Regions from separate parts of the Homo sapiens genome. Here region 1 is linked to region 2. A link is an interaction called in ENCODE POLR2A ChIA-PET data of the cell type or tissue named here. Cell type or tissue: endothelial cell of umbilical vein. All regions are shown on one strand.

Region 1 (8,000 bases), 82 kb after region 2:
TGTGTACTTATTGAGCATCTCTTTCTTTAAGCAGTGTTTTCATGAATTTAAAATGATGATCATGACTCATACTATTTATTGGAATGGTTGAATACCAATCTTCCTTTTTCTAACAAAAGGAAACTGAGGAACAATTATCAAAAACAACTTGTAGCCTCATCAGTAATTCTAACACTCACAGTACCTTGTAAATTTAATAAATTTTACTGTTACTTTGGCAGTTCTTTACAATGTTATTTTTAAAAAGAAAATTTTATATGAATTACTTTATTTAAAACACATTAAAACTATATTTGAAACATAACCAATATTTGGAAAAATATTTGCATAGTTTACATCTGATGAAGCTTTAATATTCAGAATATCTATAACTTCTACAACTTAACAAAAATATAACCCATTTTAAAAAAAAGGCAAATGAATTATTTCTTCAAAACTGTATTAAAATAGGTAATTTGCATATAAAAAAGATGTTTAACATAATTAGCCATCAGAGTAATGCAAACCAAAGTCACAATGAGATATTACATCGCATGTACTAGGATGTTGGTGATAATAATAATAATAATGGAAATTAATAATTGTTGGCAAAAATTTGAAGAGACCAGAACCCTTGTTCATTGCTGGTAGGAATGTAAAATGGTGTAGCCAGTATAGAAAACAGTTTGGAAATTACTCAAAAAATTAAGCATGGAATTACCATATGATCTAGAAATTTCAATTCTAGGTATATACCTCCTAAAATTTAAAAAAAATGGGGGTTTAAGCAGACTCTTATACATAAATGTTTATTGTGAAATTATTCAAAATATACAAAAGGTAAAAAGCACACACGTCCATCAACAGATTAATAACTAAATAAAATGTAGTATTCACACACACTGGACAATTATTTAGCCAAAAAAAGTTAAAGTTTTCATGCACAGTATAATACAGATGGACTTCTAAGACAATATTTGTAGTAAAATCAGCCACACCAAAAGGACAAATAGGGCACAAAATATCTAGAAGAGGCAAATCCATAAAGACAAAAAGTAGATTAAAGATTTCTAGGGTCAAAAGAAAGATACCGGAAAGTTATTGTTTAAGAGGTGCCTAGTTTCTGGAAATATTTGGAAATAGTTATATATATATATCCACAATATATATAGTAGTATGTGTGTGTGTGTACACACATATATATGGCCACAATAAAAAATCTATATGCAAAACACATGTGCCAATTAATGGTGATTTGTGTTTACTGATTCTAAATGCTTACACGTTACAGGAACTGGAGGAAGTCAATTTGAACCTAATATGTAATGAATTAAATAATTTCATTTGGGAAGACAATGGTTAAAAAACATCGTTTAATGCTGGAAATGTGACAGAATATTCACAGTTGCTGTATTTGTGTTACATTTTAAACCAATTTTAAAATTCCATTTTTGTTGTTTCAAATGTAGATGCAAAAATAATAGTGGATAAAGTTGAATAATTAAAAATCAATTTTTGGCTTGTAGTCTTGACTTTGCATTAATTGTGAGATCGTCTTTAAGTTATTAAAGTGCTTGCAACCTCTTTTTTTCATATCTGTAAAATGAGAGCTTTCTAAAAGCTTATCTTTTAGAAGCTTATCTTTTTGGGGATCCATAACCTCAAGTATGATTATATGAATAGAATTATTATGTTTATCTTGACAAGTTGATATAAAAGTTATTTAAAATGTGAACTATTATCTAGAAAAAAATGGTTACACCAGAAATCATTTTTATGATTGTTTTAATAATGCCAGTTTCATGCTTTATTAGAATATTTGAGTAAAAATATTTAACCACTGCATAAGCAAAACACAGGAAAATTAGCATGTGTGATATATAATCCTCAAAATGTACAGTTTTAGTCACATTGTGAATCAAAATTTCTTGACATGTCTTAAGAATGTAAAAATAGGGCCGGGCGCGGTGGCTCACGCCTGTAATCCCAGCACTTTGGGAGGCCGAGGCGGGTGGATCATGAGGTCAGGAGATCGAGACCATCCTGGCTAACAAGGTGAAACCCCGTCTCTACTAAAAATACAAAAAATTAGCCGGGCGCGGTGGCGGGCGCCTGTAGTCCCAGCTACTGGGGAGGCTGAGGCGGGAGAATGGCGTGAACCCGGGAAGCGGAGCTTGCAGTGACCCGAGATTGCGCCACTGCAGTCCGCAGTCCGGCCTGGGCGACAGAGCGAGACTCCGTCTCAAAAAAAAAAAAAAAAAAAAAAGAATGTAAAAATAATAATAATAATAAGGGAAGCTCTATCTTCTTTCAGCCCATAAATAGAACCAGAACTATCAGAATTTTTGGATGGCTGGTTGGCTATAAATTGGTTCAGTGGCCTTCACAAAAAGGTTGACTTCCTTTCTCAGAATCTCAGATACTCAGAAAAACTTCTATAATTATGGCAATAAGTATTCTTCTTCTTTATAAGAACAGTCAACTTATATTCATTTCTTAATATTGAATTAAATACTAAGAAAATTCTATATATTGAAGGGTTTCAAATAAATTCATACAAATATAAAGTTTATAAATAGCATTTACAAAATCAGAGAATAAGTAAGAAATTTAATCTACCTTGACATTAAAAAGTATAATTGTCATAGAAGCTCTTTTATGTATCAGTTAAGTATCAAGAGATTCTGTAGTGCTATGTTTTAGCATATAAATTTGTATAGACCGTGCTCAAGTATTTTCTTAATAATACTGTTTCACATTATATTATTTCCAGTTAAACTATCCTATTTACTATCACATATGTATTATCACAATATTTAAAATTGGTTTGGAGGAGCCTTATTAGAGATTGTATAGGTAGGTAATTATTCTGCATAGTCAGTAATAAATAAAATCTAAAATGTGAGGCTAAATCTTTATTTCAATTACCTTTTAAATAAACACATGTATTTGATATTTAGTTTTCAGGCTTTCTGATCCAGATTTTCTGCCTCATTTTCTCTATTGTATCACTCTAGTTATAATCCTTTGCACTATCATAGATAGTGGTCACAACCTGTTGTGAGAAGCTTTCTTTACTCATAGGTTTTCGTTATGGAGGTAAGAGTTAATGGCAGCAGACAGGACTCCCTGCAGCAATCTGAGTCACTTACACTTTCCAGATCAGTGACTTCTCTACTCAGAATAGTCTTAAATTGCAACCATGAGTACACACACACGCACACACACACTCTAACCTTTCACTTTGTTCAAGAGTTAATCTAAAAGTATGCTATGCCTAAATGGAAGATTTAAAAAAAAAAGAAAACAAGAGTAATAGGATGGAGAGAAATATTTGTAATAATAGGCATACCTCAGAGATGCTGTGGGTTTCATTCAGAACAAAACAATAAGACCAATATCACAGTAAAGTGAGTCATATTAAGTCATATTAAAACTATTTTGTAGTCTATTTGGTGTGCTATAGCATCATGTCTAAAAAATGTACATATCTTAGTTAAAAATATTTTATTTTTAAACAATGGTAATGAGCATCACAGCCTTTGGTAAATTGTAGTCTTTTTGATGGTGGAGGGTCTTGCTTTCTAGTTGATGACTGCTGATTTATCAGGACAGTGGTTGCTGAAGGTTAGGGTGGCTGTGGGAACCTCGCAAAATAATAAACAAGTCTGCTACATAAATTGATTCTTTCCTTCACAAAATATTTTTCTGTAGCATGTAAAGCTGTTTCATAGCATTTTACACACAGATCTTTCAAAATTGGAGTCAGTTCCTTCAAACTCTGCTGCTGCTTTATCAACTAAGTGTGTGTAATATTTCAAATCCTTCATTGTCAGTTCAACAATGTTCATAGCTTTTTCAACAGGAGTTGATTTCATCGAAAGAAATCACTTTCTGTGCTCATCCTTAAGAAGCCACTCTTCATTTATTATTATGAGATTTCAGTAATTCAGTCACATCTTGAAGCCCTACTTGTAATTCTAGCTATCTTGTTATTTCTACCATATCAAGCATTACATTTCTATCTCCTCCAATAAATTATAAATATTCTTAATGGGATCTAGAATAGTGAATCTTTTCCAGAAGGTTTTCATTGACTTTGTTTGGGTCCACCAGATGAATCAATCTCAATGGCAGTTGTAGCTCTTAAAAATCTATTTCTTAAATAATGAGACTTGAAAGTTGACATCACTCTGTGATCCATGGGCTGAAGAACGGATGTGATGTTATGCATAAAAACAACATGAATCTTCTGATACATCTCCATTAGAACTCTTGGGTGACTAGGTTCATTGTTAATGAGCATTACATTTTGAAATAAATATGTTTTTTTTTTCTGAGCATTAGTTCTCAACAGTGGGCTTAAAATATTCAGTTAACCATACTATAAACAGATGTGCTGTCATCCCGGCTTTATAATTACATTTATAGAGTACAAGCAGAGTAAATTTAGCATACTTCTTAAGGGCCCTAAAATGTTTAAATAGTAAGTAAGCATTGGCTTCAACTTAAAGTCAACAGATGCATTAACCTTTAAAAGAGGGTCAGCTTGTCATTTGAAGCTTTGAATCCAGGCATTGACTTCTCCTCTTCAGCTATGAAAGTCCTAGATGACATCTTCTTATATAAGTCTGTTTTGTTCCTATTTGTCTTCAGTTAAATTGAAAACCTGCTGTTTAGCATATCCACCTTCATCAACGATCTTAGCTAGATTTTTCTGGATAACTAGCTGTGGTTTCTACATTAGCACTTGCTGCTTTACCTTGCACTCAAGTCCCAAAAATGACTTCTTTTCTTAAACCTCATGAATCAGTATCTGCTAGCTTCAAACTTTTCTTCTGCAGCTTCCTCACCTCTCTCCGCCTTCATAGACTTGAAGAGAATAGGGGTCTTGCTTTGGATTTGGTTTCGGTTTAAGAGAATGTTGTGACTGATTTAACCTTCCATCCAAACTGCTAAAACCTTCTCCATATCAGCAATAAGGCTGGTTTGCTTCCTTATCATCTGTGTGTTCACTGGAGTAGCTTTTTAAATTTCTTTCAAGAACTTTTCTTTGCTTTCACAACTTAGCTAACTGTTTGGCACAAGAGGCCTAGCATTTAGCTTATCTTAGCTTTCCACATGGCTTCCTCATTAAACTTAATCATTTCTAGCTTTTCATTTAAAGTGAGAGACATGGGACTCTTCCTTTCAGCTGAACACTTAGAGGCTGTTGTAGGATTATTAATTGGCCTAATTTTAATATTGTTATGCTCCAGGGAATAAGGAAGCCTGAGGAAGGAGAGAAATGGGGAAATGGCTGGCAGGTGGAGCAGTCAGAACACACACAACATATATTGATTAACTTTGCCGTCTTTCTGGCATGGTTTGAGGTGTACCAAAATAATTACAATAGTAACATCATGATCTCTAATCACTGCTCACCATAACAAATATAACAACAAAAAAGCTTATAATATTGCAAGACTTACTCAAGTGTCACAAAAAGCATGAAGTGAACACATGATGTAGGAAAAATGGTGCCAATAGATTTGCTGAAGGCAGGGCTGCCACAAACCTTCAATTTGCAAAAAAATGCAATCTCTACAAAGCACAATAAATTGAGGTGTACCTTTAATTGGAATTATTTACATGATTTTTCCATTGAGAGATATTGTATATTTCTCTAAGCTTCATTTTGAATATATTATATTATGATTATATTATATATATTTTGAATATATTATAGTTTTCTATTATTCTTTATGTGAGACTTTTTCATTTCTTGGTAAGTTTATTACTATGATATATATTGTAATCCTTTTAATATTACTAATGGCATTGGACATATTTTCAAAATCATTATCTTTTACTTAAAACAATGTAATTTTTATTTATTTTTTAATAATCACATTAATAAATTTTTTCACTATCCTAGAAGTCATTATTATTATAGTTTAAAAATTATATCATCTTGAAATTATGTCATCTATTTTCAAAGATTATAGATGTCTATTCTATTCAATACCTATTTTAATTGTAACAAAAGGTAAACAATAAAAATGGCACATCATCTTATATTAATATAAGAATTTCCATATAGTTCAAACATTTACTAATTAATTCACTAAACTCCTATTCTATATGATTCTGCTATTCAAATACAGATAATCTCCTATAATTGTTTCTGGATTTATTTTTTTCACATTTAGCCTGATACAGAAATTTTTGATATTACATGTGTTTAATATAAGAATATTTGAATAATTTCTTCTAAGTTATTTTATTTATTTGAAAATAAGACATTTAAAAAAATTACTATATGTTTAAAAATGTTTTTAGAACAATTTGTTTACAATTATCTGTAAACCATATTTTTAATTTCAGATTTTAGGCAATTTTTATTTGAAAAGTTTGATTCCTCTTTTGAAACTACCAATATTATTGATGTCTGTAAGAAAAAGTTGATGTTTGCATGCACACGTATGTTTATTGCGGCATTATTCACAATAGCAAAGACTTGGAACCAACCCAAATGTCCAACAATGATAGACTGGATTAAGAAAATGTGGCACATATACACCATGGAATACTATGCAGCCATAAAAAATGATGAGTTCATGTCCTTTGTAGGGACATGGATGAAATTGGAAAACATCATTCTCAGTAAACTATCGCAAGAACAAAAAACCAAACACCGCATATTCTCACTCATAGGTGGGAATTGAACAATGAGAACACATGGACACAGGAAGGGCAATATCACATTGGGGACTGTTGTGGGGTGGGGGGAGGGGGGAGGGATAGCATTAGGAGATATACCTAATGCTAGATGACGAGTTAGTGGGTGCAGTGCACCAGCATGGCACATGTATACATATGTAACTAACCTGCACAATGTGCACATGTACCCTAAAACTTAAAGTATAATAAAAAAAATACTCACAAAAATTAAATAAGCTATCAAATCACATTTTTAAAAATTTTTTTACAATCAAGATTTCTAAAAATTAAATAATGTTCCTATACTTTGGCCACTTTAAAAATAAATCAGATTCTTTGTTGGAAAAAAAAAAAAAAGAAAAAGTTGATGTTTGAAAAACAAGCACTTTTTAACATTGCTGTCAATCATATTATGTTGTATTTGGTCATCAAATATATGTTTCATTTATGAAATTACACTAACAGTTGCTTTTAGCTTATTTCTTATAATTAAGCAATTAAACAACTAATCTTTGTGTACAATTTGGAGTTGATAGATTCAATAATTAATAACATTATTATAAAGAGAAATAGAAATAACTATGAAATTCTACCAGATAATTTCTCTGAATTGTCATTATAAAATCCAATTAGAATTCTGCAAATGAAATGATTTAGCAGCAGAACTAGTTTTAGTATGAAATAGTATATCACTAATTGAAAGTGAATTGGACCATATATTCCAATTACTATCTTTCATACTATAGAGGATATACTGGTGTGTTATGAAGTATAACATTAAAACTTCATTAAATCAGGCTTAAAATCTATTAAAATATAAGTATGTATGAATTTGTCCTAGTCTTACCAATCATCGCAAAATTTTTATATCATTAATCTTCTGTGGAATTCTAAAGCAGGGAAATTTAATAAACGTAGGCATTTCTTAGATATGAACTCTTATCTTTTTTCCTAAATTAAAATATATTTGCTTCTTTAATTGTAATTAAAAATTATGAATATGTGGTTATTGTATAAAAGAATTTTGTTCAATTATAAAATGTATAAAAATATCAAGATCACTCAATACTAACACAGAAACATAATAAAATCATACTATTTTGTGTTGATGTGCATAATTTTAACTTTTATTTAATGTGTGTGTGTGTACACATGTATTTGTGTGTAGCTATGATTAGATGAAAAACAAAATCAATTTATCAATTGTGCATGTTGGATTATAATCTGTTATGCACTCACAGGCTTTAATGACTATTAGTAGAGATTTATTTCATTCTTGATATATATAGTGTTTCATAACTCATCCATAACCTACATAT
Region 2 (8,000 bases):
TGGTCATGTGCCTATTTAAAGTAAGTGTAAGTAGCATTGAAATAAAAAAAAAATAGATAACATAAGGGTGAACAGATATTTTTAGTATATGTAGTACTTAAATTAGTTGAAATTGTCATGTGTTACTTATCTTAAAATACTGCAATATTACATTGTTATTTTTCCATTATAACTCTGAATATTTTGCTTCTATTGTCAAGGTAAGCAAAATCATAATCGCTACCAGGTTGACAGATTGCACATTAGCCTGTAGAGGAAATTTAAGTTTCTTTCAGTTATGAAATTTAGAAATTCTATTATCACTCTGTTAGTTTATATACTTAATTTAAAGACAGTTAAGACTTTATATATGTTATAATAATGCCATTTTAAATTCAGCAATTTTACTAGAAAAAAATATCATTATTAACAGACCTACTAAGGCATGCTCTTGCCTTTCATTAACAACAACACAAATGGTGTTTTAAAATGACCTTCTACAATTGAGGCAATATCTGATCATAAATATTTTAGAACTCATGAATAATGGTATATTGTTCATTTATTTGCTTTCTAAAAGCATCCATGAGGTTTACTTCTAATCAGTCTTTCATCAGAACAGTTCTATTCACTTAATAAAATCACTTAAAATTATCAAATTTTGGATGTAAAATGGGAATATTTTGTAAAAAATCTGTATCTAAAAATCCTTATTTTTTATGGCCCTTTGGTTTACTATTATGTTATGTATATCACATTTACTTTGAGAATAACGATGAACTGTCTCTTACACATATTTAACCTCTGTGGCTAACAAATTGTACCACTCAATCTTAGAAAAACAGTGATTTCAAGGGATTACGCTATACTCCACATACAAAATAGGATTTCTCATAAGGATGATTTTCTAGGGTGTGTTTTAAAAGAATAAAACAAATAAACCAGAAAACACAACATTTTCCTTCTGTGGTCATGTGGTTATTCAAGAAGTCAATAAAAACAAATATTAAATTTGTCTCTCTTGTGAATTGCAGTATGTCATTTCTATCACAGCCCTTGAAATGTTTGCTAAAGTGCCCAGTATTTTCTTAAATGAAGAATATTAAAAATACAAATGTAAGATATTGTCTTTAAAGACAATCTTCTCTCACATAATTCTAAGTGTCTAAACTAGATTGGGCTTTAGTTCATGAATGGACAAAATTTTATGTTTTGCCTGGTATACCACTTGGTAGGTATAAATGAAGATGTGAAGTTTATTATCATTGTTGTTCACATAAATTGTGTGTAATTTACATGTTTTTTTTTTTCTTTGTAGCTATCAGCTAGTCCTTGAAAATAAGAAGCTGAGTTGTTCTGATTATGAGCTGCCAGGCTATTTGATTTCTTTTCAGTAATTTCAAAATTGATGTTTAACTTCCTATGAAGCAATCTTCAAAATTTGTTCTCTATTAATCCACATACTTTAAACTTTTAAAATTGGTTTGAATATTTTCAGCACTGATTTTCTTATAAAAAATTTTCTGGTTTTATTATTACAATGAGAGCAACAGATTTTTAATGTCACGGCCTTTTCTCACTTCCTTAGGAAGCTACCAAATATGGGCTTTACTAAAATGTTTTAGAAACTAAGTTTTTACAACATGAGGACTATAGTTAATAATGGTGTATTACATTCAGAATTTTTGCAAAATGAATAGATTAAGGCTTCTCCTCCCACAGGGGCAATAATAGGTAATTATGTGAGATGATGTGTACGTTACTCTGCTCCACTGTGGTAACCATTTTACTCTATGCAATATACACGTATCTTAGACCATTATGTTATATACCTTAAATACATACAATAAAATCTATTTTTTAAAAACATTAAAAACTTTTCATTTATATTTTATTCTGACAAATACACTTCCTTGATCCTTTGCCTGAGTTGTATCTTTAACCTGATAACTGTCTGTTATTTCAGTAATCAAAGTATAGCATCCACGACTTTAAATAAACTCATGTAATTTAATAATATCACTTAACATATGCATATGTGTGCAGCTCCTGAAAATTTCTTCCCATTGTTCGTAACCAAATTACATAGCAGAATTTGCAACATTAAGAGGCAATGTTCTCCACTAAGATAAGTCCTGTTAAAATTTCACCTTGCTAAGAAAATGACAAAATAGGTTGCAATTTTAAGCCTATCAATGCTACCTTCTTCCATTGCATAAATTGCTTACTTTATTTTCCAGAATTTAAAGTATTTAAAGATGAGTGTAATGTGTACTTTGTTCTCTCTTTAGTTTAAATGGGTGAAATTATTTTATTCCAAACAAGTAGGCCTAAAACTGAAATTCTTAATTTAGAGTTCTAAGTCAGAGGTCTTTGAAACTGGAGTACATCTTTATTGTTATCATCTCCAATGGAAATTTATTATTTATTTTAACTAGAGTATACACATTTGAATTAGCTAGCTATTTTTGCATAGCAATTATGCTATAATTTGGCATCTGAAACAATAAACATTTATTATCTTTGGTGTCTTTTAGTCATGAATCTAGGCTAGGCATCTCAGCTGAGTGTTTTAGATGCAGGTCTGAGCCAGGACTTGAATTATGTCAAGGCTTAATGCCAGGAGTATCTCCTTCCAAACTCATCCACTTGTCTATAGCAAGCCTCAGAAAGTCTACTTCCAAGATCATGACTTGAGTATCTGCCCAGTGCTGCTTCTTGACAAGGCATCTGGCTTTTCCCAGAGGAAATAATCCAAAAGAGAGCAAGAGAACATGTCAAAACAGTGAGAGAGAAACTAAGACAGAAGCTACAGCCTTTTTATAACCTATCAAAGAAAAGATATTTCAGCACATTGGTGGTACTCTATTTGTTAGAAGCAAGTTACTCAATTCAACTCTCACTCAAGGGGCATTATACAAAGATGTGAATAACAGGAGATGAAATCATGGCTCAGAGGTACATTTTAGAGGCTACCTTCTGTGGCAATAAGTCATGGTAACTTTAACTGCATCTCTGCCTTTGTTAACAATAGAAATAAGATATATTTTTAGTTCACATTATAATTATTGGAAAGTCTCAACACATTGTTTATATTTATCAGAACCGTAAAATTATGACATCTAGAACTCATTATGTAACATTTTAATACTTTAATAAATAAATATAAAAATGTAAAACTATTACTATGTGAAAACTTGTTCAATATTTCAATAATTGTATTTTAATATTACTGGTCTTCATGAATCTTATATACTTAAATTTATTCTTTTACATTTATTATTTTAAGAAGGGTTTCAAAGGCTTTGTCTGATACAAAAAGACTATAGTACATTAGAGACCACTCGTTTAAAGAAAATCAAGTAATAGATTAAACATTCACTCATGTTCAATGGTATAAGCAAAGAAGTAAGGGCACAAATCTCCCAACTCCATCAGCTAACATCCACCTCAAGCCAGATAATAAAAGCAATAGGAGGATTCCCAGGCAAAGAGAAACACATTAAACTAGAATGAAAATAAAAACATGATCCAACAATTTTACTACTTTCTAGATTTTTAGGGTTTGGCAATCTGGTAGCTTAATTATGTACACAAAACTAATTAATACGTACTTGAGCATTGATCATTATTTTATATTTTAAAGATGTCAATTTATTTTAATATTTCTTTAAGAATAGAGGCATACAGGGTAATAAAAATAAAATTTGAAACTATAACTTATGTATCACAAAACTGCCTCCCCTCCCTGGACATATCCACTACTAATAACTGATCCATGTCCTTTGTAGGTCCTCACACACAATTATATTATAGTGTTGTTTTTTTTTCTTTTTCTTTTTTTTTTTTTACATCCACAGGACCAAATGATAAATACTTTGATAATCCCTTCCTGATAAAAAAAAAAAAATCATGAAAATCATTTCAGATCAGTGTTTTAATTTTTCAATTGATTTGATTTGAGAGAATGTCATGGTAAGAATAGTCTGTTTTTGATATTACATTATTTGGGGGAATGCTGTGGCAGGAATGCTACAATATTGATACATCATTTATTAATATTTATCTCATTCATGAGTATTTAGGTTTTACATTTTCCCTATTATGATAAATAATATAGAAAGTATCCTCATCCACCTAACTTTGTGTATGTGAGAAATTATTTCTGTAGGATTGATGGATTGATTACTAGCAGTAGAATTGCAGGGGTACACAATTTGAAAATGTTGTTATAATTGCAAATATGCCTTCCAAAAATGTATGGCCAACTTACATTTCTATCCCCTGTGTATAAAAACACCGTATTCACTGCTCACTTTAATGGTATAAAGTAATTTTTGTCTTCTGATTTATATAAAACTATGTCTCATTATGTCATTTGTATTCATGGGTGTGTGTGTATATATACATATATATATATGTATATATACACACACATATATATATATACACATATATGTGTGTATATATATATATATTTTGTCCAAATCTGCCATTTGTCTCTTACCTTTATTACAAACACATTTGTTCCATACAGATGCTTTTCTTTTTTACTTTACATAATCTAAGAAATTTTGTACATAGAAAAAATTTTCACAAAATATTATAGTATGTATTTTCTATATTGTTTTATAATAGTTTTATAATAGTTCAAGACAACTATTTCTTAAACCAGTCTGGAAATGATATTGTATACAGTGTGAAGTATGAATATTGGTTTCCGTCTTTGCCAAAATATTATCCAAATATGCTAATATTGTTTATTGAATAGTGTCTCCATTCCCATTGATTTAATATGCAATATATAACTTAACGTGTATTTTGTAATGTTTCATTATAATCTGTAATTGGACATGAATGTATATGTTTATAATATAATTTAGCATTTGATAGGATCAGCACAGAGGTAATTTTTTTCAAATTTCTTTAATTGTACTTGCATAATTTCTCTTCCAGATAAACTTTTAAAAACAGATTGTGATAGTCCATACAAAATTATTTTAATTTATGTTTTAAATGATTTTCATTTCTATATTAATATGGTGAGAATTAGTGTTTTTGCATTGATGACCACTAAACATATCTAAATCTATTTGGGGTTTCTTGATCCTTCAGCAAATTTTTTATGTGTTTTCATGTAGCCCTAACAAATTACATGGTAATTTTTAGTTATGATTGGGATATTTTTACTATGATATCTCTAGTTGATCATTACTAGTTAATAATATGATTTTTAAAACAATTGGTGTTACATGTAGCTCACACTGCCCAATGCTTATTGTGAGACACTTCTAAATGCATGTATTAAACAGCTACAGCTTTTTTTTTTTTTTTTTTGAGACAGAGTCTCACTATGTCACCTAAGCTGGAGTGCAGTGGCATGATCTCGGCTCACTGCAACCTCTGCCTTCTGGGTTCAAGCGATCCTCCTGCCTCAGCCTCCCAAGAATCTGGGACTACAGGTGCATGCCACCAAGCCCGGCTAATTATTTGTATTTTTAGTAGAGACGGGATTTCACTGTGTTAGCCAGGATGGTCTCGATCTCCTGAACTCGTGATCCACCCGCCTCGGCCTCCCAAAGTGCTGGGATTGCAGGAGTGAGCCACCGCACTCGGCCAGCTACAGCCTTTGTTTATAGTGTTTTAAAATTAAAACATGTAGCTGACTTCTATTAGTATTTCTTCTAATAGTCTTTCATCATTAAACTGCATGTTACACATTAAAAAATTTGAAGGCAGAAAAAAAAATTATGGTTTAATATTTTCTGGCTTAAAATATTGTCATGTTTCATAAATCATGCAGAACTAAAATGTGCAAATAACATATTTTACCATTTATAATATAAAGCTTTTTGTATGCTTTACAAATAAAGCTTGTTATTGAAATCATATAGAGGGCTAAGTAGATTTTTTAAACTTAATTTTAACAACTATTTAAAAGATAAAAAATGCCTTTGAAAGAGCCAAGATGGCCAACTAGATGCAGCCAGGAGGAACTTTTCCCATTAAGAAAGACCAGACCATCAAGTAGAGCAGCAGACTACCCAGATTTTCTGAAAGAAGGCATTGAGAGTCGATAGATGTAGGTCGCAGGCCACAGGACTGAAAGGGAAACAGTCTGGACACCTTGCATGGGATTGCTGAGGATCAGAATGTGTTCCTGGATTTAAGTGGCTCCTATGAAAAGGGTGAGAGAAATAGGCCTGGAGTGGTCTACCCTCACCGAGGACCTCCACGATCTGGGCTGTGGGAGACCCCATGACCCCTACGGACATTTTAGTTAGCAGGAAGAACTGCTTGGAGAGTTGGCAGAGCTAGAACTCCAGTCTGTACAGAGTCCACAGGGTTTGGTATGGAAGTGGCTGCAGTGGACCACAGCCATGAGTGACCATCCCCCAAGCCTTGTTTTGTTTATTTTCGGTAGTTTAGCCTTTGTTAGCTGCTGCACCTGGGCAGAGTAGGGCTGCCTTGCTAGTGGGACAGAGCCCGTGTAATCTGAATGCACCCCTGTCTGTGGGTCCCTAACTGGTCACACCCACTTGCAACACAGCTTCAGCTGCCTTACAGAATGATTACCGTTGGCCACACTCATAGATCTTTCACCAGCAGTTCCCACCTTCCCATCAGAGCACTTTTGCAGACAGACTCCTGCCAGTACACACCCAATCAGAGCCTCCCCCGTCTACTACCCTGCCACATACACACACCCACATCCCTCCCCCAGCATCCCCCAGGGCCCCCACCTGAACATTTTGCTGGCAGCCTCCATGGGAGTGTTATTGCCAGCAGATTGGTAACACCTCAGCTCCCCAAGTACAGCAGGTATTTGACCTCAAGAGGCCAGAGAAGAAAGCCATGGGCCTAATCCCAGCACACCAGAGAAAGAGCACACAGTTCAGGAGTGTTGAGATGAGCCTTGGTCCCCTGGAAGCATTTAGAAATAAAGTCAATTGACTAAACCCAACTTATGCCACAGTCAAACCCTCAAGGGCATCACAAAATATAAAAGCAAAAAGCCCTATTCAAAAGACAACAACTCCAAAGATTAAAGAAACATCAATTCACACAGATGAGAAAGAGTCAATGTAAGAATTCTGACAACTCTAAAAGCCAGATGACTACATTCTTAACTCCAAGTGACTACACTAACTCCCCAGGAATGCTTCCTAACTGACTGAAATAGCTGAAATGACAGACACAGAACTTAGAAACTGGATGGCAAGGAACCTCAATGAAATACAGGAGAAACTTGAAGCCCAATCGAAGGAAACAAAATGATGACAAAAATTTTAAAAAAATTTCAAAAAATGAGCAAAATCACTAAGAATTGGCATTGTTTGAAGAGACCAAACCTGTGATTCACTGGCATTCCTGAAAGAAATGGAAAGTGAGCAAACAACTTAGAAAACATATTTGAGAACACTGTCCATAAAAATTTTCCCAACTTTGCCAGAAAGGTTGACATGCAAACTCAGGAAATTCAGAGAATCCCTGCAAGATACTATTCAAGATGACCATCCCCAAGATACATGGTCATCAGATTCTCCAATGTCAGTATGAAAAGAAAAAAAGTCTTAAAGGGAGCTAGGGCAAGTCATATGCAAGGGGAACTCTATTAAACTAACAGTGAACCTCTCAGCAGAAACCTTATAAGCCAGAAAAGATTTAGGGCCTATATTCAGCAATCTTAAAAAATGAATTCCAACTAAGAATTTCATATCCAGCCAAACCAAACTTTATAAACAGAGAAATAAACACTTTTTGGATAAACAGATGCAAAAATGCAAAGGGAATTTGTTATCACAAGACCTTGCTTATAAGACATCCTTAAGGGAGTGCTAAACATGGAAATGAAAGACCAATACCTGCCACCACAAAAACACACTTACATACATAGCCTACTGACACTACAAAACAACTATACAATGAAGTCTGCAAAATAACTAGCTAGCAATATGATGACAGGGTCAAATCCACACGTCAATATTGACCTTGAATGTAAATGAGCTAAACACTCCACT

Evidence for each region. ChIA-PET counts read pairs that join two places held together with the same protein. Peaks named below come from ENCODE experiments on the same cell type or tissue, not always from the same donor. Only the 100,000 strongest peaks of a DNase experiment are listed, where the experiment ranks them.
Region 1: POLR2A ChIA-PET joins it to region 2 with 7 read pairs; 2 of 35 experiments call an interaction of 5 or more read pairs at or near these places.

The regions. Positions count from the first base shown.
Region 1 is chr4:132,176,954-132,184,953 of GRCh38, forward strand. No RefSeq gene overlaps it. Among named protein-coding and RNA genes, the nearest start is that of LINC01256, 410 kb to the right of the region's middle. In endothelial cell of umbilical vein, no CTCF peak of the experiment used is centred here; a DNase peak (open chromatin) is centred at 3,158; H3K27ac peaks cover 1,392 bases.
Region 2 is chr4:132,094,580-132,102,579 of GRCh38, forward strand. No RefSeq gene overlaps it. Among named protein-coding and RNA genes, the nearest start is that of SNHG27, 330 kb to the left of the region's middle. In endothelial cell of umbilical vein, no CTCF peak of the experiment used is centred here; no DNase peak of the experiment used is centred here.